Regions from separate parts of the Homo sapiens genome. Here region 2 is linked to region 1. A link is a loop called in an ENCODE intact Hi-C map of the cell type or tissue named here. Cell type or tissue: endothelial cell of umbilical vein. All regions are shown on one strand. Each heading gives the region's core, and the rest is flanking DNA. Links, peaks and the distances in the headings are about the cores only. Region 1 has its middle 280 kb from the start of LINC02672. Region 2 overlaps LOC105378308 (a long non-coding RNA gene).

Region 1 (12,443 bases), core at 2,644-10,643:
TTGTTGCTCCATTTATAAGGTCTCCAAATAGTTCAACATGGATGCTACAGTTTCAGACAATCAATGATATTCTAAATAGTTTATGGAAGAATATTTATTGAAAAAATTCCTTTCATTTTAAGGAATTTTCCTGGAAAAACATTATAATTTGTTCATAAATACCTTATTGGCTAGTACTTAATCATATGGTTACAACTTGTTACAAGAGATATTAAGAAATATTTTATATTAGAAGCAAAGCACCCAGCTAAAAGCCAGTTTGTCTATTGAGAAAGATAGTGAAATGATATTACAACAGTTTATTTCATATGAGATGTGGTGGAAAGAAACAAAATAAACAAAAGCAGCAATTCCTAATCTTATGGAGAACCTCAAGTGTATTGACTGTGATTTAGGATTCAACCAGAAAACAGAAGGATTAAATCTTGTGATAGAAAATATAGGGGACCTAGATATTCATGAAGGAAAAGAGCAACCTGGATAGAAACAGAAAACATAACACAGGCAAAGAATACAAATTCATTGAATGAATTAAAAGAAAATTGAGAGAATAAATGAACATTCAATTTTGTTGTTTGTTTTGAGAACAGCTCAGAGTCACACAATATGGTGAGGGAGCTACTTTAACATTTATAACTTAACATTATAATGTCAAATACTACTGCATTATACTTTTGGGGGCTTTGTGCAACTATATATATCAATTTTCATTAATAAACATATTTTTTGAAGTTTATACTCCTCTGTCTCTCAAAAGGGATAGAGGTAGAATATTCCTAGTATCTTAGAGACGTTATGATCCATCAGCTAATGAAACATATCCAGGTTGTACAAAATCCTTCTTTCCCTAAGTGCGACAACACTTCCAAAGCTTATAAGTATTTCTACTTAGACAAGGCCAACCTCCCACTATGCAGAAAGATGATAATGAAGAAATAACTTTAAAGACAACACTCATTAATCTTTGTGCTGTATCCATGAGGGAGGTAACTACTACATAAATTATACATTACATGCAAGGAGAGAGCTCACAAAATAAATAAATAGAGGTGTTAGAAGCAAAATTGGGACAGGAAAGCTTCTTTGTCCTTTAGTCTTTAGCCATTTTTTAGGGAAAGAAGGAAGACTATAAGTGTTTCACTAGATAAACAGCAAATGCAGAGATTGCAAAAATCAGACACTGCATCTAGTGTTTTTCATTTTGAAAATGTCTGCAATTGCTTAAGAATTCCCCTAGGTAACCATCTATGCTTCTTTATGTTGATGCCATTATTCTTTACAGATGACTGACGATTACTGCTAATTAAAGTATCAAGCACTGACTTTCTTTTCTGAACTTTGGAATGATTTAAGGGATTTCTTTAAGTATTAAGAAAAAACTTATTTTGCAGGGAGGTGAAAATTAAAGGTCTGAAATACCTGTTTGGGATTGCATTGCTGGAGGGGAAACTTTCTAGCTGGAAATTTATTCTCCATGGTTAGGGTTCTATGTCCGTTCCACCAATTTTAAAATGTGTTTTGTACAGCACTATCTATAAATGGTGCTGACCTTGTAAAGGATAAACGCTAACATAATGGAAAAAAAGAAAAGAAAAATTGAATTCTCAGTTGCTAGAGACTAAAGTGCTTCAAAATAATCACTGAGCCTGTTTCAGAAACTTCAGCCTGCAGAAATAAAGTGGCTCATCCACAACCATGGCATGTGAGTGGGAGAGAGCAGGGCCAGTGCTCACTCTGTTTTCCTTTAAAGAATGATAGGGCCTGGATCTGTTTAAGAAGAAACTGATAAGGTAATCAAAGTCATCACCAGAGGCATTGCTTTTGCATTTCATAGAAGCAGATTGTGAATGGGCTAGAAGTAGGTGATTCTTCTGCTGTTTGAGTTCTGAAGTCTTTTCTGTCTTATCTTCACTCTGCTTTTACATTTTTGTTTCTGACTATATTGTATTACAAATCATGTAGAGTCAACATATAAACCAGTTTTATGACTGGAATGCCATCACACATAAAATAATACAGATAATCATGAACAATTAAACATATGACACCCATTGAGTGTTATGTTATTTTGGTGACCATCTTATTCTGTAACACCTTATTTTAGCTACACAGTGCTGTTTTAATGTACTTCTTTCTGCCACAAGCATCCTCATATTCCACTATCCTCCCCTATTCTTATTATTATATTCTTATTTATATTTTCACTTGCTCTAAAAAGCATTATTAAGTTTCAAATGTTTTGTGAAACATGTTATAAAATACATGTATGTTTATAGAATGTGACATTCTTAAGGGAAGGTCCCTTTTTGAATCCATCTTTTTAAAATTAACTCATCTGAATTGATTCTGATCAATATATGTTTAAATATCTTGTATCTTGTATTTATCTTTTCAAATGATCCTTTATTTTCATGTACTACATAGACAGATGTTATCATAAAATCACATATAAAATCTGTTTTTATTATTATGGAATAAATCTCTTACATTATCAGAAATGTAACCATTACATCAGAAATGTAGTTCCATTGGTTAAACAATTTTGCCAGCTTGCAACAAATAATGACAAGTTAAATGTCAATGTTCCAAAAATTAAAATATCCATATTAGATCTTCATCCTTTTTTCTTTGTTCATTTTCAAATCAATGTACTTATTATTCTGCACACCTAAAAATGTTCATTGGGAAAACATAAGGTAGTTCCCAATGTATTAAAATATAATTCATACAGATTTTTAAAATTTTGTGATTTAAAACATGCTTTATGAAAATATATATTTGTGGAAATAAATGCCTGTACATATCACACATCTCAAATTTTTCTTTGCTTCTTTCCAACTGAGAGTGTGTGGTTAAAAAGAATAGAAGACGAAAGAGAGAAAAATTGACAGTACAGATCATGTTTTCAGTATTAATATAGTATACAACCTATCAGTTAACTGGATTTTTAAAAATCTAATGTCCCTCCACGTTTCGTTTTCTTTGGACAAGGCAATGAGATAAAACATTAAGAAACCATGTATTTTCTATAGGAAAACCCTACAACAACAAAATGTTGTAAAAAAAAAAAAGCAAAAATGATATTACCTATTACCAATTACTTACGAAAATGTGATTTCTGGGTATCTGAATGGAAAATGATGGATAATTCAAAGCTATATCATTATGTTCTGTTCCAAAAAGATAAAATATAGACTTAAAAAATCATCATAAATTATTGCCTTAATCACAGTTCAGTAGCAGTGCAGTACAATGAATTATTATCTTAGATTATCCACAACTAGGGAAGTATGTATACTGGTTCTTACCTCCTCCTTTCAACAGGTTGCACACATATTTATGCTCAGAATAAAACATTGCCATAGGGTTCCATTTAATCTGAAGAACATAATGTAAAAAAAATCTGAATTGTTGTTTGTTGCGTAAGTGATAAAGCAATGGGAGCTAATACTAAGTACCATACCTGATTTATTATTAAAAATACTTCATCTGATTCTCATAAAATTTCCATAAATGTTTATTAATTGGATACCATTATAATTACTTTGTGTATATGAGTACTTAAAATTCAAGTAAATTAAATAACTTGCCCAAAGTTAATAGCTGTAAGAGATGGGAACCCAGCAGGTCCCCACATTTGTTTGTTCAGGTTTTAACATGTACTGGTGTGTTGTGTTATGTGGAGGTTAGCTCCATTCAACCCATACTCCTCTTCCTAAGCCGGACTGTTTTGGTAGTGCCTTCACTCAAGGGGAATGTCTTTGCCTAATTTGCACAAAGACAATCTGGACCCAGGCTTGAACATTAATATGTATGATTCCAAAATTAATTTATGGTACTAACCATGCATTTTGACATACCAAGTAAACAGGCTTGAGTTGCTTTTCGAAGTATTTGTCGATATTTTAGAAGTCATATTCTCAACTGATTTATTTAGTAAAATGTCTTGAATTACCCCATCTCAGACAAAAGAGAACAGGACAGTTAAAAAGAGAGACTTAAATGGAATGTTCCTCAAAAGTCAGAAAACTCCAACTATTCTTGATTTAAAGAAAATTTTCAGTGCTCCAAGAAAAAAAAAAAAAGCCTCAGAGTGAGGTATGAATCTAAGGAAGTTTTGCATCACTAAGAGGCAGCAGAGACAGAGAAGGCCAAAAGTAGTATATAACAAGAAATAGGAAAATTTTGGAAGAAGAAAGCAGGTGGAACTGTACCAAATGATTTGGCAAAACGCAGGAGCTAAAACCTAAGTGGACTTGGGGAAGCCAGTAAAAGCTACTAGACTGCTAAGAATTATAGGAGACATACCTTACCCCTCAAGAAAATCAGATCTCTAGACACCTTCCCAGAATCCATGCCATCCAATAACTGTGTCTTCTTCAATGCCAGCAGAATTTTACTGTCTGAAGTCCTGGGCTCAAGGACACTGAGTTGAGCTGTGCTTCTGAATGAAGGATCTCGGGAATGGGAGAATTCACTTTATGGCAACAAGAGTGAGATACCCAAAGCTCTTGCCTGCTTGGGTTTCCTATTGCTGGCTGCTAGATTTATCACTCCTGATCTCGTTTTCTCAACCACTGCAGAAGCTTAGAGGATTTCTCTGTGGAGAGACTGAACTAAAGTCCCACCAATACTAACATTCAATGGTTTTCAACAAAATGGCCAAGTCCCTACTTTGTCATCCTGTTTTGATATCTCTCAATGGAGAAGGCGCATCCTACAGAGAGAGTCCAATCACATTCTTTACAGTTCTGTTCTTTAAATACAAACGTTTAAACAGAGATTATCAGATATCTGGATGTAACTCGTGTGGTGTACACCGAGGATTAACTACTCAAAATCCATTCAATCTTCATGTCCCTTCCCTTTTTATAATGTAGAGGTTTCCCAGGATCCCTTGCGGCTCAGGTCATGTGATCCTATTTTAGTCAGAATTTTCTGGATAAGGCTTCTAGAATTTTTTTTTTCTCAGCCAGTATCTCCTTCAGTACAATAACTCCAACCTTTTTTTCTATCTTCTTGCTCATAATGTAGACATAATATCTAGGTTCTGCAGCTATCCTGAGGCTGTGGGAAGGAAGTCAAATAATAAGGTGGCTCAGAAGTATAACAAAGGAGTTTGGTATCTTCATTACATTTTGAGTTGCAATTGCCCTTGCTTTTTGTTAAGGTGAGGATAGGGGGTGGTATATTTTCAAGATAATATTGACATGATAGATTTTTTTTCCCGATATTTAATTATAAAAGTTTAAACATAGAGCCAATTAGAAAAAAATTTACAATGACTGTGCATATCTACCACCTGGATTTTATCATTCATACTTTATTATATTTGATTTATCACACATCTAGCCATTCCTCTAGCCATCTAATTTTTGATGCATTTTAAAGCTAATTGCAGATCTCAGAACATGAGATCTCAATATTAATTTACAGATTTTTTTGCCTTTGATGTAAAATTTACATAAAAGAATATGGCTAAATCTTGTGTATTTGCTGAGTATAAATAAATATATACATCTGTGTAACCAAAATCTCTATGAATATGTAAAATGTGAGTATCACCCTAGACATTTCCCACAAGCCCCTTTCCAGTAAATCTCTGTTGACCCTCTTTCCACCAGAGACTAGCTCTTCTGAGTTTTTCCAGAAATTAGTTTCTCCAGCCTAGAATTTTATATAATTGGCCAGTACATATGTACTCTTTTGTAGATGGCTTTAATTTAACTTAATACAATTTGCATTTCTGGCCAGGCGTGGTGGCTCACACCTGTATCCCTGCACTTTGGGAGGCTGAGGCAGGAGGATCACTTGAGCTCACCAGTTCAAGACCATCCTGGCCAACATGGTGAAATGTTGTCTCTACAACAAATACAAAAAATTAGCTGGACATGGTTGTACGTGCCCGTAGTCTCAGTTACTCGGGAGGCTGTGGGAGGATGGCTTGAGCCCGAGAGATGGAGGTTACAGTGAGCTAAGATCATGCCACTACACTCCAGCCTGGGCAATAGAGCTAGGCTTTGTCTCAAAAACAAAAAAAGGAAAATATATATATATTTACATAAATATATATGTTTGTGTATATATACACACACACATAAATGTATATATACACACATACATACATAAATTATATGTATATATAGTTTGCATTTCTCTGATGATTAATGATAAACACACTTTCATGTGCTTATTGTTATTGTCATAGATTCTTTTATCTAATGTTTAATATTTCCCACTTTTGTTGAATTTTTCTTTTTTTAATATTAATTTGTATGAGTTATTTATATGTCCTGGATACAAGTCCTTCATCAGATGCATATTTTCTGAACATTTTTTTCAAGTTTGTGACTTCCCTATTCTTTTTCATAATGGTGTCTTTTGATAAGCAGAAGTTTTTACTTTTGATATATAACCTGCAGAATTTTTCTTACTTTATGATTTTTTAAAATGCTCTAAGAAATGTTTACCTACCCCCTACTTATGAATATATGCTTTAATATTTTCCTTCACACACTTTATGATTTTGGCTTTTATGTTTAAATCTATAATAAATCCCACAAAAATCTTGGTGTATTAAATGAGGTAGGAATTAAAGTTTATTTTCTTATTATTGACAGCCAGTTATTCCAGAACTGGTTGTGGAAAAGACTCTACTTTTCCCAATGGATTGATTTGGCTCTTTGGTAAAATACCAAATACCTGTAAAAGTATGGGTCTATTTTTGAACTTTCCAGTCTGCTCCAAGATCTTCTTGCCAGTCAGTTCACCAGTGTGTACACTGTCTTTACATGATGAATTTATAGGAAGTTTTGATATCAAGTAGTATAAGCCATTCAACTATTTTTCCCTTTTTTCAAAATTCCTTTAGATAGTCTAGGTTATTTGCATCTTGTATAAATTTTAAAAATTGCTGGTCAGTTTCTACTAAAATTCCTGTTTGTAATATAATTGATATTCCGTTGAATATTTAGAGACACTTTGTAGAGAATTGTCATTTAAAAAAATAGTTTTCTAAGCCACGAATAAGCTATATTTCTCCATATACTTAAGTCTCAGTTAATTTTTTCAGCAATAGTTTGTAGTTAGTGTAGAATTCTGGTAAATTTTATATTTTATTTCAAAAATTATATATTTTATAGATTCTATCATAATTTGAATTTTTAAGTATATATATTTTATTTTTTTATTGCCAGCATACAAATGTACAATTGTGTTTTTTGGCATGTCATCCTCGTACACAGGGACTCTTGAAAGAACTAGTCCACCATGGGCTCTGAACTTCCCCACACATTTTTGTTGAGTGTATCAAGAATGCAAGACTCTGACCATTCTCTACCTCAGCCATTTCTTAGCATTACATTTGCAGCAAGCTGCTGTTGTCATGAGTAATAAATTCTTTGTCTGTGACCCAGGAGTCTTGGGCCTTCTGCCAAAGAGAAAAAAAAGTGACAGGCTAACTTGTTAGCTTGTAAGTAGAATAAAATCTGAGACCCTTCACAGTTCTTGGTAACTCCATTGCTAAACTCCCTTATTAATTGTTAACAGTTGTTTTTTAGATTCCTTGGGATTTTCTGTATAAACAGTCATGCCATCTGATAGTTTATTTTTTTCACATTTATTGCTATTTAAAATTGACAAAATTGGCTGTACTTACTGTGCACAACACGATCAAAACAAGTGTTAATGAGGATGTGGAGAAAAGGAAACTCTAATAAAGATTTAATTCTTCCTTTCAAATCTCTAAGATTTTACCTTATTTTATTGTGATACCAATAGCTAGACCTTTAGTAAAATGTTCAATAGAAATGGCTAGAGTAAAAAACCTTTGCTTTTTCCCAATCCTAGATAAAAATCATTCAATATTTAGCTATTAAGCATGATGTCAGAAGTAGGTTTTTTGAACATGCCCTTTACTAGAATGAAAGTGTTTCCTTCTCTTCCTAGTTTGGTGACAGTTTTGACTATGAATAGTTATAGCATTAAAAAGATTGTCTAAAAGTCATAATTATCATATATTCTTTCTCCTTTATTCTATAAGTATAATGGATTATGTTTGAATATTCAATGTGTCTCCTAATTTGTCTTCTTGGAATAAGCCTTAACTGTTATAGTATATGGCTTTTTAAATTATTATTCCACTGTATATTGTTCCTAACTAGCCACTTTGGCCCTACATATGAAAAGATACTGTCAAACTATTATCTAATGTAAATCTGTCTTTGGCTCAGGGTGGCAGCATTATACCATGGTTTAAAACTTCAGCACTAAAGTTAGGCTACATAGCTTCAAAAATGCTTCTAGCATTTATTAATATTAATTTTCACCCTTTGAGAAGTTATTTAACCAGCCTTAGTTTAACCATCTCTGAAATTGTTATTGGGAACAATAACAGTACTATTGTCATACAACTGTGAGAATCAAGTGGAAAAATATGAATAAATAGCTGATAAATGAGAGCTTATCATTATTTGAGCAACATGTATTAAACATCTGACCTGATTGTTGCAACTGGAATAATCAGGTCAAGTCAGATACCTTAGTACATGAAATAATTACTATCTTATTACCTAAATGAACTGATTGTTTAATAAAACAGAATCAGTTGTAAATGTTTGATTCAGTTTCTGTGAAGTTTCAGCTTGATATTATGTAATATTGAAATTTTGGTAGTTTACTTTTTAAAAGTGAAAAACTAGCTTTTTTACATTTTTCACCAGATGTTCTTTTACCAGAAAGAAGACAAGAACCTGGGAAAAATTTCCTCTGTCCTTTCATATTTCTAGAGGAAATATGAGAAGAACCTGGTTAAAACAAAACATCTCAAGGGTAGAGGATGTGGGCTCTAAAATAATAAGTCTGAGACAAAGAGAGACTATAGAGGGAAAAAAATAATGTCTAGTGCTAGAAAGTAGAATAGAAATGGACTTAGGAATATGCCTCCTCACTTTGCTCTTCCTTCTGATACACTGAAGATAGCCTGCTCCCTACAATTTTAAGATACTTTCTTAAGATGCTTTTGTCAGGAAACTTTGAAGTAAATGGAGATACGAACTGGCTCTGGGAGAAATACAAATGATCAATAAAATCGTGAAATGATTCCCAACCTAACTAATAACCCATGGGATATGAATTAAAATAGCCATTCAGTAACTTGGGTGTTGGTCAGAAGACAATAATTTTAAAGTGCATTGTGTTTGATTTGTTATTTTAAACCAACAAATAGCTCTCTCTACATTCTATGACATAAACGATTCAGATTCCTTACATTGAAAAATCCTTAAAAATCACACCAATAAAAACACCATTGTATTAGTAATCTCGAGGTACTATTTGGGTCTGATGTAGTTACCTGAGGATCTATTTCTTATCTTATAATCATTTTAAAGAAAAGCTATTATTCAATAGAGGTAATATTTTTCATAAAAGTATTATGGAGTAGATGAAGGTTGACAATTTTATGCTTAAGAAAAATGTTTCCAAAATACAACATAATTTGGAAAATGATAGCATGTGAAAAAAAAGTCTCGAATTTATCTTTTTGCTCTATGCTTACTTTTCCATGCTTGTTTCTTTGTTCACTTGTAATATACTAGCTGCCTCCAGGCGAAATTCAATAGCTTTTGAATAGTAATAAACAAATCAACTTAGAACTTAGCTTGAGTTATGAAAGGTACATATATTTGGTTTTCAGGAGGAAAGGAAAGACTCATGTAGACAAAACCCAGTTAGCCCTGTGGAAATTAGGCCAAAGCAATGGGAACAACCTGAAATCACAGCATGACATTGAGTGCAATGAATAGATGAAAAGGAGCTTGAGGCTTAAAAAATAATCGTTTATAGCTTCCCTGCTTTCATGTTGGTGTTTTGGTTCATTACTTAGAAAATAAAGATACAAAGACCTAGAGAGTTAGATCATAATTAGAAAAGAGTCACTGGCTTTCAGGGACATTTGTTAGGAGAAAGAAATCTTTTTCTCACAATAATCCCGCAATTTAGTTCAGATGCTCCATATCCAAATTGAATGGATGTTGTGAGAAATCAGTCAGTTTGTAAGTCAGAATCTATCCACCTGGCACTAGCAAATCAAAGCAAGCATTACCCTGTGATCTACAACTTAGACACCAAACATGGTTAAATGTCCTAAAAGATATATGACATTGTGACCTGAAAATTCCAGGGAAGCACAGTGGTAGCTGATGTAGATTTTAGACTCAGGTTTAGAATCATATAGTTCATAGAGACTGGTCATAGGTTTTATGGCTAAACATTGTCTTTAGCATGGATATTTCTCTTTAAATTGTGTTTGAATAAAATATTATCTTAAATTTTTATATTATATAATTTTAACAATAAAAATAAAATTTTAAAACTGAAAATGAAAGTCGCGAAATTATCCTTAGCATGAATACAATGTTCAGATATTCATGGGATTGGAAAAAATTCACTCTAAGTTGTACTCTGTCAAGCAAATGTTGGGGGCCTAAACCATTTTCAAAGTAGTTGTATAACTATTTAGGTTTTAATTATATTTTACTATGACCTCAAAATAAGAGTGACAAGAAAAGAGATTAAAATAAATGCCCACTATTTGTCAGATATAGTGCAAAACACTTTAAAAATACTAGTTGATTTCATTCTTCAAGATAAACCTGCACATCTTCATTATCTTCATTTGAGAAATGAGAAAAAAATATTTTTGAGCAAATAAGTAGCCCAAGGTCATAATTCCACAGTGCACATTCTTTGCAGTGGGACATGAAAGGTGACATGGAAAATCTGCTTTTCACTATTCTCTGTGTCAAATCATCTTGTTTTTGACTTGAAGTATGCCTTGCTTAGACAAGGCCAGTCTTTAATAACCAGAAATGCATTTTCTATTCTGTCTTTTTCAAAACCTTGTTTGAAATTTTTCCTTAGAAAGTATACCTGATTACATTAATGGAAAAAATAAAAAGAAAAAACAAAGACAAAACAAACTAACAAATTATCCGTATACTTGGAATTATGTATCATGGGCGTTATAAATTTTATGTTATTTAGTACAATGAATTGTAATGCTGTCTGAAGTAATTCACAGCATCAAGACAGGGACCATGAATTAGTATAATTCTTTCCCATTGATTCTTTCCCATTCCTACCCACTACACTATGTATACATTGAGAAAATAATGGTGAAGCCATAAAATATTAAAACATTTGGCCTGGCGTGAAGTGCACACAGAAGCTAGCTATTAGAATGGTGTAGTGTAAAGATTATTTAAATGCCTATCTGTAGCCAAATACCCCCTTTGTAAAATTATTGCCTTCACCTCTTGAGTGTTCAGATGACTATAAAAATACATGCAGACATCACACTGGGGAAAACACTATTATGTAGTATAGATTCAGGGAAGATAAAAATGAAGAGGAAGAAGGAAAAAGGGAAGAAGAGGCAGAAGCAGTAGCAAAAAACATTTAATTCAAATCTGTGAAATTTTATTTAAAGCCAAGTACAGTGACGGTGATTGCAAGAAAAGTGACATTTTACTTTCAATAAAGACAACATTTTACCACTGAAAACTCCTCAGTTTTAACTCTACCCTGAGGGTAAAATAGAAGAAAGAAACTTTGGTTGAAATCTAGATTTGGTGCTTACTTGCTCTGTGACTTTCCTTAGGTTATGTAACCTTCCTGAGCCGCAGGTTTGTTGGTCTGTTTTTCCCCATGTAAATTGAAGAGAATATAGGCTACCTCACAGATGTTCTGGCGCAACTAAATGAGAGAGCATATGTAAAACACCTAGCAAATCCGTGGACATCAATAAATACTTATTTCTTCCAATAAAAGTTTTAAATAGATGTTCAGTTCAGACAGCAATTACTCTAGTTTGTCTTCCTTGAAAACATGGGCCACTGTTTTGTGTTTACTGTTAGTATGTTTTAAACACTTGAACAGTTCTTCCCCGCATATTTTCAAACCAGAATCAGACTTTCTTGCAGATTCATGGAGGATAAAACACAAACAAAAATACATTTAAATGTGTGTCAGCCAACTTTTTAACTCTATCAGTGTTAACGTAGTCTACACTGTTATATCCTTTCTCCTAACTCTATTTATCTAATTGAAATAAGATTTTGGGCTGTTCTCTTTTTAGCAAAGTGAGAGTATTGGATCAAGCTCTCTGATTAAAAAAATATGTATTTCTGGGAGTGTATCTGACCCATTTCCAAGTGTTCTAAGAAACTTATCTGGAGAAAGAAAGGCTTCCTAGTTCTCAGTCCCACCAGGATCCCAAAGATCCACATAATTCTTGAGGACTCATATTAACAGTTTTCTTAATGTCTGATGCAGCAAGATATTAAGTATTCCCTAAAAATTCCCACAGCAGGCAGCCTTCGAAGCATTGCATTGAGCAGGTCGGGGTAGTATGCCATAATCAATGACTTCCAAATTCAAGCAGA
Region 2 (12,443 bases), core at 2,323-10,322, 360 kb before region 1:
GAGAAACGCCACACTCTGAGACTAATTCAGGAGTCCTTTATTGCCGGCGACCGAGAGACAGCTAGAACTAAAAAATTCTCTCAGCCCCGAAGAAGGGGCTAGATGTTTTTTTTTATACCTTGGTCTAAAAAGTGGAGGCGGAGCCTAGCTGAAGCAATTTTACAGAAGCAGAACAAGCAAAAAGTTAAAAGATAAATGGTTACAGAAACAGTTACAGAAAAATAAACAGTTCCAGGTGCAAGGGCTTAAAGTATCACAAAGAGATAAATGCAGGGGCTTTGGGTACCATCAACCGAGTGCGTTCCCAGGGGCTGCTGGTACAGCTTGCCCCAGTATCTTAACAGTAAGTGCGTTCCTGAATGTGCTTGGAGTCAGCTTGCACCAGTTATGTCCTTAAGGGAAGGGGATAAGGGGCTGCAAATGAAGAAACCAAAATGGAGTCTGGCTCTCTCAGCTAAGTGAGAGTCAATCAGGTTAAAACAAGGTAGGGTATCACATTTCCCACTCATGTTTTTGGGGAATCAAATGATTGATTCCTCAGTTATAACGAGGGGGTTATATTGGGTTTTAAGATACATAAGTTTGACATAAGCTATGTGTTGCTTTATAAAGTTAAGAAACCAATTTAACATGCAAGGCCTGAAGACTAAACCTAACAAGAGGAGGAGGAGAGGTCCCGCCAACCCAGTAATTAGAGTAGTTAGCCATGGATTCCGGTTGAACATATTTTGGTACCGGGGGTGTTATTTTCTCGTTCTTGCTGGCGTCTATCTAGATTTTCTCTAACTCTTTGAAGAGTATTTTTATGACTCCAGACTGGTTTGCATAGAAACAACAACTTTCTTCTAGTGCTGCGCATAAACCTCCTTAGGAGAGAAATAGCAGGTCTAAGCCTCGGCAGTTTTGAAGAACTACTTCAGTTAGAGACTCTACCTGGGTATGTAGTATATTTACGGCTGATTGGAGATTGTTTAAATCAGCATCTACTTGTTGAGATAGGGATATTAATCCAGTTTCTCCTTGAATCAGGGCACTCATGCCGATGGCTGCTGACCCAGCTGTGCTAAGGCCGGCTAGAAGGGGTACAAGGAGTGGGGCAGCTTGGCGAAACCTTAACTGCAACTCAGCGGGGGGCAATGAGAGGTTGTCCTTCTGGCCCACTGTAGACATAGACCTGGGGCAGTACATGAACCAACACGCATAGGAGAGGTCCAGGTTCAGTCCCGTTGATGCAGCGAGTGAGGCCTGAAGTGCAGGCCAACCAAGTATTGTTGGGTGCCTGGTAGGAGACTGAGGCATTTAAGAAAGTAAGTAGAGATTGACTACAGGTAGCCTGAAAGGGAGAAGCAGGTAAGTTGTACCCGGCGCTAATTAGACAGGAGGCGTTCCCTGACATGTCTCCTAGTGTAAGGACATGGGGGCATGTATGACAAAAAAAGAGTTAATTTTAAGTGTGGCTTCTACTCCCAATCCAACATAATATGGGGGCTTGGCCTTTAGGCATAACCAACAATCTTGGGCTAGTCTAGCCTGGGTGAGATTAAAGAGGTGATGTACCCCATCCAGAATGGACATCAGACTGGGTTGGAGGTGTTGTCGTTGCAGCTGAGGTCTATGAACCAGGAATGCTGGTGGGACAGTTGAATCGACCCTGTCTGGGTGTTTTTGGAACATTGGGTCACCTAAATCAGTTAATGGTCCGATTGGCTTAGGAGGGCTCCATGGGACCAGGATTTTCTGCTGGATGGTGAGCAGAGTTCCAACATCAAATCCTGAGATATAAAGCCTTAATCCCCATGACATGCCGTAATACCACTGAGTTAAACTAGGGTTATGGACAGTTATAGTAAGAAGATTGCAGTTTCCCATAGTACACTGTCTAGAACAGGAAGTGCGGGCTATGGATAGGGTTGAGGACCTCGTTGATTCTCCAGAGTAAGTGGCCAAGTTTACACACCTCCAGTAAGGACAGAAAAACTGGTAAGAATCTCGACAACTAGAGTCGGGGTGATTTCCAGGACAGAGGTAAAAGTTAATGCTCTGGAGTCCTTTCTTTGCACCCTTGGAACTTCCACATCCAGTCTGGCTTCCGGTGTGTCCAAGCCCTGTAGCGAGGTCGACGTTCCCTACTCCTATGATCGGCAGATTGCATTGCTCTTTGAGGGTACGGGCAGGCACTGGAAACAAAGCACATAAATCGACTGCAAAAGAGACTTCCTTGGAGGTTCCCACCTTCCAGGTGGTGTTGGCAAACACGTCCTGTCATGAAAGAGGTGAGGAGAAAAGAGTAGGAAGGGGCAGGGGGCATAACAGGCATAAACAAACAAAAGAGGTAAATAAAAAGAATAAATTTGGTGGCTTCACTTGACTTAGGCGCAGTTTTAAGGGGCCTGGCCCGGGCTTGGGGACCCATGTTTCTTGCTGGCCTTTGTTGGCCTTTTTGATGCAGGAGTGATGAATCCAAGCAGGAATGCCATCTACTTTCAGAGCCGTCGGCGTGGTGAGGATGACAGTATGAGATCCTTTCTAGGCAGGAGTGAGTCCTTCCTTCTGGAACCTTTTAACATACACCAGGTCACCCTGCTGAAAAGAGTGGCAGGGTCCCGTCTGGTCAGGAACTGGATTGGGGTGTGCTCCCCGGACAAGTGGCTGGATGATGTCTTGTACCTGTTGGAGAGACTGCAGGTACTGTAACAAATTAGCTTGTGAGATTTCTGCTGAATGGGTATCCCTTAGCTTAGGCAAGACAGGCGGAGCCCTTCCATACATGATTTCAAAAGGTGAAAAACCAGCCTGGCAAGGGGTGCATCTTACTCTAAGAAGGGCTGAAGGAAGGAGCTTTACCCAATTTTCACCAGTTTCTAAGATTAATTTGGTAAGAGTACTTTTTAGGGTGTGGTTCATGCATTCTACTTGTCTAGAGCTCTGGGGTCAATAGGCACAATGGAGTTTCCACTGAATGTTTAATGCCTTGCTAACCAACTGAGCTATGGACGAGGTGAAGGCTGGTCCATTATCAGACCCTATGGCAACAGGCAGTCCATGTCGAGGGATGATTTCATTGAATAAAAGCCTAACTGCCATGGTAGCAGTTTTGTTTTTGGTGGCAAATGCCTCAGTCTATCCAGAAAAGGTGTCTAGTAGCACCAGGATGTATTTATATCCTGCCCGGTGTGGTTTTACCTTCGTAAAGTCAATTTCCCACCTTTCTCCTGGCGAGCCTCCCCGGAGGCAGTGACGTGGGCTGGGTTTAGGACCTTGTTTGGCGTTTACCTGAGCACTAGCCGTATGCTGGAGAGCTGCTTGGTTAGTTAAGTCCTGAAGGTGGGGGATCTTGAAATGGCTCTTTAAAAGCTGGGCCAGTTTTACTCCTCCCAGATGGGTGGTAGAATGTAGATGATTGATTAAAGCTTCCCCGAGAGCTTGGGGCATGAAGATTCTGAAATCAGGAAGAATCCACCAACCTTCCTGATTTTTACTGGCCTGAAGATCCGAAGTTTGTTTTTCTTCCTCTGGGGAGTATTCTGGGTGGCCTGGCAAGTCTGGTTGCGGAAAGGACACAGCGGGCAGCAGGGTGAAAGGCACGACCAGGAGCCGAGCTGCCTCTCAAGCTGCAGAATCTGCTCTTTGGTTACCTCGAGCAACGGCCGTGTCTTCTCTTTGATGTCCTTTGCAGTGAATTACAGCCACCTGCTGAGGGAGCCAAACAGCTTCAAGCAGGGTCAAAATTTCTTCTTTGTCTTTTATAGTTTTACCCGCGGAGGTGAGTAGCCCTCGCTCTTGATAGATGGCTCCACGTGCATGTGTAGTAGCAAAAGCGTATCTGCTGTCAGTGCAGATATTAATACATTTGTCCTTACCCCATCAGAGGGCCTGAGTGAGGGCAACCAATTCAGCCCTTTGTGCCAAAGTACCTGCCAGCAGTGCCTGGGCCCACAGTACATATGAATCTATAGTAACGGCCGCACCAGCCTTTCGTACTCCCTGTTTAAGGAAGCTGCTGCTGTCTGTAAACACAGTGGTATCTGCCTCCTTTAGAAGCACATCTTGGAGATCAGGTCGCCCAGTTTCTGTAGTCTCTAACAGTTCTTGGCAGTCATGGACAGGTGTGGTAAGGTGTGGATCAGGGAGCAAGGTAGCTGGATTTAAACACCTTGTGAGAGAGAAAGTTAAATGAGGCTGATCTAACAGTAAGCTCTGATACTGCAGGATGCGAGCATTCGACATCCATTTGCCAGAGGCACTTCGTAGCAAATTCTCTATGGCATGAGGAGCCGTGAGGGTTAAATTCTGGCCCAGAGTCAGTTTATCAGCCTCCTGGACCAGGCTTGCTGTTGCCCCTACAGCTCACAGACAACTTGGCCACCAGGAGGCCTCAGGGTCTAGTCTCTTAGACAAGTAGGCCACTGGGCATTGCCATGGTCCCAAAGTCTAAGTGAGTACCCCTTTAGTGACTCCCTGGCTTTCATGAACAAAAAGGTGAAATGGTTTTGAGATATTTGGGAGGACAAGAGCAGGGGCCTCCGTTAATACCTTTTTCAGGTTTAGAAAAGCCTGTTCTTCTTTGTCAGTCCAAACTAGCGGGCCATTAACTCCAGTAGCGGTATAAAGGGGCTTGGTGATTTCCGCGAACCCTAATATCCATAGGTGACTGTCCCACAGCCCCCGGGAATTCATGTACCTGTCTTTTGGTGGTGGGAGTGGAGATTCGCAGGATGGCCTTCTTTCAAGCACTGGTGAGTGCCCTTTTTCCCTTGTTTATCTCGTACCCCAGGTAGGAAACTCTGGGAAGACAAAGCTGGCCATTCTTGGCCGAGACCCGATACCCGAGTTCCTGAAGGAGGTAAAGTAGGTCCCTAGTATGTTGCAGGCAGCTGTCAGTAGTTTTAATAGCCAATAACAGGTGGTCTACATACTGGAGAAGAGTGCAGTGAGGGTTACTGGCTCAGAATGGTATAAGATCCTGTTGGAGGGCTTCCCCAAAAAGGGTAGGGGAGTTTTTAAAACCCTGGGGTAATTGAGTCCAGGTTAATTGGGTGGTGTCTCCCGAGCCAGGATCTGTCCATTCAAAAGCAAAGACAGGTTGGATTTTGGGGGCCAGAGGAATAGCAAAGAAAGCATCCTTTAAGTCAAGGACAGTATACATTGTATGTTCGGGCGGGAGCAGGCTGAGTAAAGTATAAGGGTTAGGCACAGTTGGATGGATGGTAACTGTCCACTTGTTAACTTCCTACAAATCTGTACAGGCCGGTAATCATTTGTTCCGGGTTTCTGGACCGGCAAAAATGGAGTATTCCAGGCGGACTCACATGGTGGGAGTATACCAGCTTGTAATAGTCGCTGAATATGGGGATCGATTCCCTCTCTAGCCTGCTGACTCACAGGATATTGTTTTACCTGGACTGGCAGCAGTGGCCAGGAGCTCTACAACTACTGGCAGATGGTGCTTTGCCATTCCTGGGGGGTTTGATTCGGCCCAGACTCAGGGAAACAGAGTCTGTAAATCCAGTAGGAGAGGATTAGTACTATTTCCCAGCAGTTGTGAGGGTGAAACTAAGAGATATTCCTCTGACAGAGGGGTGGTTAGCAGAAGCTGAGCAGTAGGGGGTGCTGTGTCCCCTAACATGATGTGAGCTTGTTGGGCCGAGAAGGAGATGGACGTCTGTAGCTTATGAAGTAGGTCTCGTCTGAGGAGGGGGAAGGGGCACTCTGGGACTGCAAGAAATGAGTGGGTTACTCTTTTCTGTCCCAAACTCACCTCTCGTGAGTGGGTGACAGGATATTCCTGAATAGCTCCCATAGACCCTTGCACAGCCACCTTTTTATTAGAGACACTGCCCAAGGGTATCTGCAGTACCAAGTGTTCCGCCCCGGTGTCAATTAGGAAGCGTATAGGCTGGCCCCCCAGTGTGGCAGTCACCATGGGCTCCCAGGGGCCAAGGGAGAGGGAGCCCCGGCCCCATCAATCATCAGATTCCTCCGCAGCAGGGAGGGTGAGGACCTTTTTCTCTTCTGGTTTTTCTTCTGGTTTTAATGGGCATTCCATTTTCCAGTGTCCAATCTGCTTGCAATAAGTGCATTGGTTTCTTTGTAGGGGAGCCTGCTCAGCTTTTGGCCTTTCTGGCAGGGACCCGGGATCCCTTGGCCAGTGCTCTGTGATGGGGGCCCTTCTGTCTTGGCTTCTTGGATGGCAGCCACGAAGATTTTTGCCTGTCTTTTTGATGCTTTGTCAGCAGCCCTTTCAGCTGCCTGAGCTGCCTGTTTTTGCTTTTTAACCTCTCAATTGTCAAAAACTTTCTGGGCTATCTCTAAAAGTTGGCTGGTGTTCATTCCAGCAAATCCCTACAGCTTTTGTAACTTTCTTCTATCAGGGGCTGCCTGAGCCACAAATGCCAAATTAATAGCACGGCTATTCTCGGGAGCTGCCAGGTCAAAAGGGGTATAAGTCCAATAGGCCTCTTGGAGGCATTCTAGAAACGCTCCTGGTGACTCATCGGGCCCCTGGACCACTTCAGTTGTCTTCGACAGATTCATGGGTTTTCGAGTGGCTCCCTTGATACCTGCAAGGAGATACCAATGAAAATTATCCAAAGCTCTCTTCCCACTTGAGGAGTTTGGATCCCAATCAGGCCAGGTAGAGGGAAAAACCTCCTCAAGGAGGTCTTGGGCTTCCTCCTCTGGTCTACTGGCTGATGTAAGGAAATACTTTCTGGCCTCTCTTTGGATACGGTCCCTCTCTTCAGAAGTGAAGGTTTAAAAGGAGTTGCTGACGGTCATCCCAGGTGAGCTGGTGGGTCCAGAGCACGGACTCTATCAGTGAGGTCAAGACTTGGGGCTTTTCAGAGAAGGGGGGATTATGAACCTTCCAGTTGTACAGGTCAGAAGTAGAGAAGGGGACATAAACTAAAAATGGAGCAGAACACTCACTGCCCGGGGGGATTTGGGACTCTCTCAGTGGGAGGAGGGGGGCCACCTCCTCCAGCCAAGGCTGTAATTGGGTGGCTATAGGGAGAGAGGCCACAGGGGACGTAGTCGAGGAGACAAGGGAAGATTCTGGGGGAGCAGGAGGGTTATAGGGCGGCAGACATGGGTGAAGAAAATTTTCCTCTTCTTCAGAAGGAGGCAGTACAGGAGGAGCCGAGGGAGGGGAGGGTTGGGGCAAAAGTTTGGTCCGGCTCAAAAGGACCTTGGAGGTGGGATCATGAATGGTGCATGAGCAGAGCCGTGGAGGAGGGCTCCAGACCAAATCTAGCCATTGATCAATGTAGGGAAACTGATCGGGGTGTCTGGGAGTTCCAGCAATGACCCGCTACACAGCCTGAACAATTGTGAGATTCAGTGACCCTTCTGGGGGCCACCCGTTACCAAACTTTGGCCATTCTACTTCACAGAGTGTCCAGAGTCTGCCCTTTTTAAGGTGGACTCCGTAATCATCTGAGAAGCCTAGAGAGAAATTCTGCAACATATATTGGAGAGTGCGCCAATCTCTACGGGGCCGGGAAGAAGAGTTTCCCATTCTGGAGGCAAATTAACAAGGTTTAAGCAGAAATATTAAACCCAGCATGGATAGAGATATTCCTGGCCTGGGGGGCTGCTGAATCAGAAGAACAGAAGTATTATAACCAGAAGAAGTAGGAAAACAGCTATAGCCAACGCTTCTTGCCACATAAGGCCTGTCTTCTCAAGCTTTGAGATCTAGGGAGAGGACAAGAGGCGGCTCCGTGGGATCCTCAGCCAGTGGGACCTAGGGGACCCCCACCTTCTTCTTCTTGACTTATGGCCCAAATATCTTTGGTGTTTCCACTACTCAAAGGCAAAAAGTTTGAACTCGGCCCTTTCTTTGAAGGGTTTAAGGAGGGAGAACAGAGCCAAGTCTTGGAGGCATTGGACTTGCTGCGACACAGGGAAACGAGACGTGCGGGGTAAAGGATGCCGATGAGGAGGAAAGGGGCCACTCGGATCTTCCCAAAGGTTGGCGAGTAGCCACGGAGGGGTAAAATAAGAGTCCAGACGGAGTAAAGCAGTATGGGCGTAGGTTTCTCTGCACAGTGCCTTATTTAAGGGCATGGGAAAAGTTACAGGATGACAGAAAAGGTGAGCAAGGAGATCAGCAGGGTGGCTATATTGGATCCACCACTAGTCTAAGGAGGAGGTGGACCAGTCATTGGGGCGTGGGGTATGGCAATCCAAACACCAGCAATCTTTATGGTGCCAGAAATTCCAAACAGGCGAATGTCTTCCACACCCTTTCCCATAACAACACCTGATTTGTTTCTGACAGAAAAGACAGGACTGGGATGGCCAGCCCAAATGACTAATGAGAGATTTGACCTCCTGGGATAGAAGATCTGTACTGAGGACCTTGAAGAAGTCCTTGCCCAGTCGTCTTGGGCAGTATCGATGACCTGACCTACGAAATTTAGACAGACACCAAACAGGACAATAGACACGGGGGTATATAAACAAGTATGGCAATTTTTATAGACAGACAAGGGGAGTGGGTCCCGTGATGGGATCAGTCAGATGCCTGCCTGGCTGCTCCCCTTGCGGGGACTTAGGCTCCTCCTGGCATTGGCAGGCCGGTATAAACCCCCGGCTCGGATCCAGCTATGCCCGATGCTGCCCTAAGCTTTATGAGGTCGCCACGGAACCGCAGGTGAGGGCCCTCTGAAACTCCATAGCTTTCGCCATGGAGCTACAAACTAGAAATTCAAGCACAAGCCCTTGAACTCCACATGTACTCACTCACTCACAGAGTTTATTACAATTTTTTATACCCGTTTAAAACCGAGGTCTCCTAGAGACCTGAACGAGAGAAGGAGAAGAGATAGAGAGAGACTAGACTTAACAGAGAAGACTGACAGAAACCAGGACGCTGTCCTCCAGCATCCTAGAGTGTGGACAGAGTCTGAGGGAGAAACCTAGTCAGAGCCATTTCCCTCCCAGGGAGACAGAGTCAGATCTGACTTACCTTCCCGGGACCGGAGACTGAGGACTCAGGAGTTGAATTTGGTTGGGCACACCAGCAGTTGATCCGTTCCCCTCTGGAAGACGGTGGCCTACGGGGCCCTGGAGCATCTTTAGGTGGCGCCTACCCTGTAAGCCCGCCGTTGCTCCGGGGGAGCCCGGAACGAGTCCGGCCCTCACCCGGTGGCGGATCTCGCTGGGGCCTCCAAAGTGTCATAACCGAGAGAGTTATAGAGAAACACCACACTCCGAGACTACTTCAGGAGTCCTTTATTGCCGGCGACCGAGAGACAGCTAGAACTAAAAAATTCTCTCGGCCCTGAAGAAGGGGCTAGATTTCTTTTTATACCTTGGTCTAAAAAGTGGAGGGGGAGCCTAGCTGAAGCAATTTTACCGAAGCAGAACAAGCAAAAAGTTAAAAGATAAGTGATTACAGAAACAGTTACAGAAAAAATAAATAGTTCCAGATGCAGGGGCTTAAACTATCACACAGAGATAAATGCAGGGGCTTTGGGTACCATCAACCAAGTGCGTTCCCAGGGGCTGCTGATATAGCTTGCCTCAGTATCTTACCAGTAATTGGATTCCTGAATGTGCTTGGAGTCAGCTTGCACCAGTTATGTCCTTAAGGGAGGGGGATAAGGGGCTGCAAGTGAATAAACCAAAATGGAGTCTGTCCGGCTCTCTCAGCTAAGTGAGAGTCAATCAGGTTAAAACAAGGTAGGGTATCACAAGATTACTTTGGGCTCAAACAAATAATTCAGCATAATGTTCTCATCACAAGGTCAGCGGATTAGCAATCTTAATTCCATCTGTCTCCTTAAAATCTCTTTGCCATATAACCCAAGAAATTCAAAAATTCCAGGGATTAGAATGTTCATACCTTTGGGGAAACATTCTCCGTATTATATAACCATTCTGAGGCCCCTACTAAATCATAAGCTAAAACTTATGATGATTATCTGGGTCCAGCATCCTTGGGGGGCATTTCGATCACAACCTTTGTTTTCCCAACTATGCAGAAAATGATTAACAGCAGGCCAAGCTTTTCAAACCCTGTACCTTCTAGATAAAAGCTGATTTTCAGAACTGGGCCTTGCCCAAGCCCCTGGGATACAACCTTTGAGCTGTTGGAATATTCTGCCTGATTAGATTGTTTTTGTATTCCTGATTCCTTGGGCCACACTGGACCGGTGTTACCAGATAACTTTATCCTGTGTGATTCATGGTGAATGCCTGTTTTTGCTGTGAGAAGGCTGGAGTCTGAGTAGATAGTCGATCATGCAGGCCCTGCACATATATGTGACTAATCCGCAATAAAAACCCTGGACTCAAAGCTCAGATCTGCTCTCCTGGTTGGCAACACTTTGAACATATTGTCACACACAGATGCTGGGAGAATGCACCAAGTCCTTGTTTGACTTTACTAGAGGAAACACTTGAAAAATGCTCCTGGTTTTTCCCAGATTTCTCCTATACTCCTTTTTCCCTTTGCTGATCCCAAAGTGTATCCTTTTTCTGTAATAAACCGTAAGCGTGAATACAACAGCTTTTATGTCCTGTGAGTCTTTCTAGTGATTCATTGAGCCCAAGAGTGGTCTCGGGGAACCCCACCAACACCAGTATTGTGAGACTGCAGAAAGTTGCGTTGCGCTGTCTGCCTCTTAGCATCAGCTTTCTGCTTGACTTCTCATTCTCTTGGCCCCATTCTACTTATGAGTCAGCAAACTCCTTAAGGATAAAGTGCTGCTATCAGTCTCCACTTCATCTCTATTCTTTCTGAATTTTGACTCCTTAATCCTAGTTTCCTTTGTACCTTGAACTTCATTTTTTTTCTTCCAAATCCTGTAAGACTGTAAAAATTCTGCTAAGGTAACATGCTTCCCGGTTGTTTCTTTTTATTCAGTTTCTCAGTTTGTTTGCACTGATGAAAAATTGACCGACGTAGAGCAAAACAATGCAGAATATTGGACTCATCACAAGCCATTTCTCTTTTCTATCAGATAACATCCACTCAAGTATTGTCTTCCTGCTGCTCTCTGATGACCTGTGGCTGATTTTGTTAGATGGGTTTATCTGATACAAGCTTGTCCTTCATAGGTGGGATCACATATCTCTCTATTCCCATCTATTTCTGCTTGTAATTTGACCAGTTCATTCCTGAGCTCATTCATTTCTTATAATTCCTTTCAAATCTTTCCAGTATCAGAGCTAAATACAGTCTACTACCATTCAACTGTCTACTCTTTTTCCCTAAAAGAACAAGATCGTTAGCTTCATAATCTGTGCTCCTATTTACCTTTCATGACAGTTTTCTTCCTGCATTCTCAAATTGCAATTTTCAACCTTACATCTAATTCCTTATTCAATGCCACATAATTTAGGTTTATCCAGAGTAGTAACGCATTCCTGATACCAATTTCTGGCTTAACAGAATGAAAGTTGATCACTCACTTGTGCTACATGTTGCTTTTGATTGAGATATAGCTTTGTTAGGCATAATTACTCAGAAAACAAGGGTGATGACAGCTGTTCAGTCTTATAGTTCCACTATACAAAATGTCTTCTTTTTTTACTTTTGCTGACAATTTTGGTCATAGTATATTGGTTATAACTAGTCACATGGCAAAGCCTAACTGTAAGGGGGCTGGGAAATATAATCTATGTTCCTGAAAGGAAAAGAACTTGGATATTGGTAAGCACTAGTAAAGTGCACCTCGGTAGCTGACATTTATTGAGTACCTATTTACAGCAGACTCAGTGCCACGAGACCAATATACTTCATTTTATTATATTCTTTTGTGTGTGTGTTTTTGAGAGAGAGTCTTGCTCTGTCGCCAGGCTGGAGTGCAGTGGCGCGATCTCAGCTCACTGCAACCTCTGCCTCCCAGCTTCCAGCAATTCCCCTGCCTCAACCTCCCGAATAGCTGGGGCTACAGGCATGTGCCACCACTCCTGGCTAACTTTTTTGTATTTTAGTAGAGGTGGGGTTTCACTGTGTTGGCCAGGATGGTCTCGATCTCCTGACCTCGTGATCTGCCCGCCTTGGCCTCCCAAAGTGCTGGGATTAGAGATGTGAGCCACTGTGCCCAGTCTGTTATATTCTTATAAAAAGTGTATAGCATAGCTATTAATAATTTTACAAGGCTGATGTAGATTTAGTGTTTGCCTACAGGTCACACAGCTAGTTAGTGCAGCAGCCTGGGTTTGAATCCAGAGTCTGACTCACTCTAACTCTGTGTATTCCCCTCTTGTGCATAAAACATTTGTGCTGTAAGTATTTGTTGAATGCATAAATATTGTGTTATGGTAGTTGATATAGTTTCATTCAGCTTTCTATTGGGAAAATATTGTTATTTCAGAACTTTATTTGTGACGGACATCATTAGAGAAATATGTCATGTGTCATATGTCATCTATCATCTCTGAAATATGTCATCTATCATGTCTTTAAATAACTGCTAGCTCAAAAGAGC

What was found. Hi-C counts contacts between places; a loop is a spot of excess contacts. Peaks named below come from ENCODE experiments on the same cell type or tissue, not always from the same donor. Only the 100,000 strongest peaks of a DNase experiment are listed, where the experiment ranks them.
Region 2: a loop joins it to region 1, with 4 times the contacts of the local background. A loop is called at or near these places in 4 of 110 quality-filtered maps.

The regions. Positions count from the first base shown.
Region 1 is chr10:53,307,684-53,320,126 of GRCh38, forward strand. No RefSeq gene overlaps it. Among named protein-coding and RNA genes, the nearest start is that of LINC02672, 280 kb to the left of the region's middle. In endothelial cell of umbilical vein, for the core only: no CTCF peak of the experiment used is centred there; DNase peaks (open chromatin) are centred at 7,438 and 8,238.
Region 2 is chr10:52,946,411-52,958,853 of GRCh38, forward strand. LOC105378308 (a long non-coding RNA gene) reads right to left here. Exons shown (of 4, transcript XR_945968.3): 2 at 9,541-9,613; 3 at 8,972-9,322; 4 at 17-6,560. Among named protein-coding and RNA genes, the nearest start is that of LINC02672, 77 kb to the right of the region's middle. In endothelial cell of umbilical vein, for the core only: a CTCF peak has its summit at 5,606 (motif pointing right); a DNase peak (open chromatin) is centred at 5,611.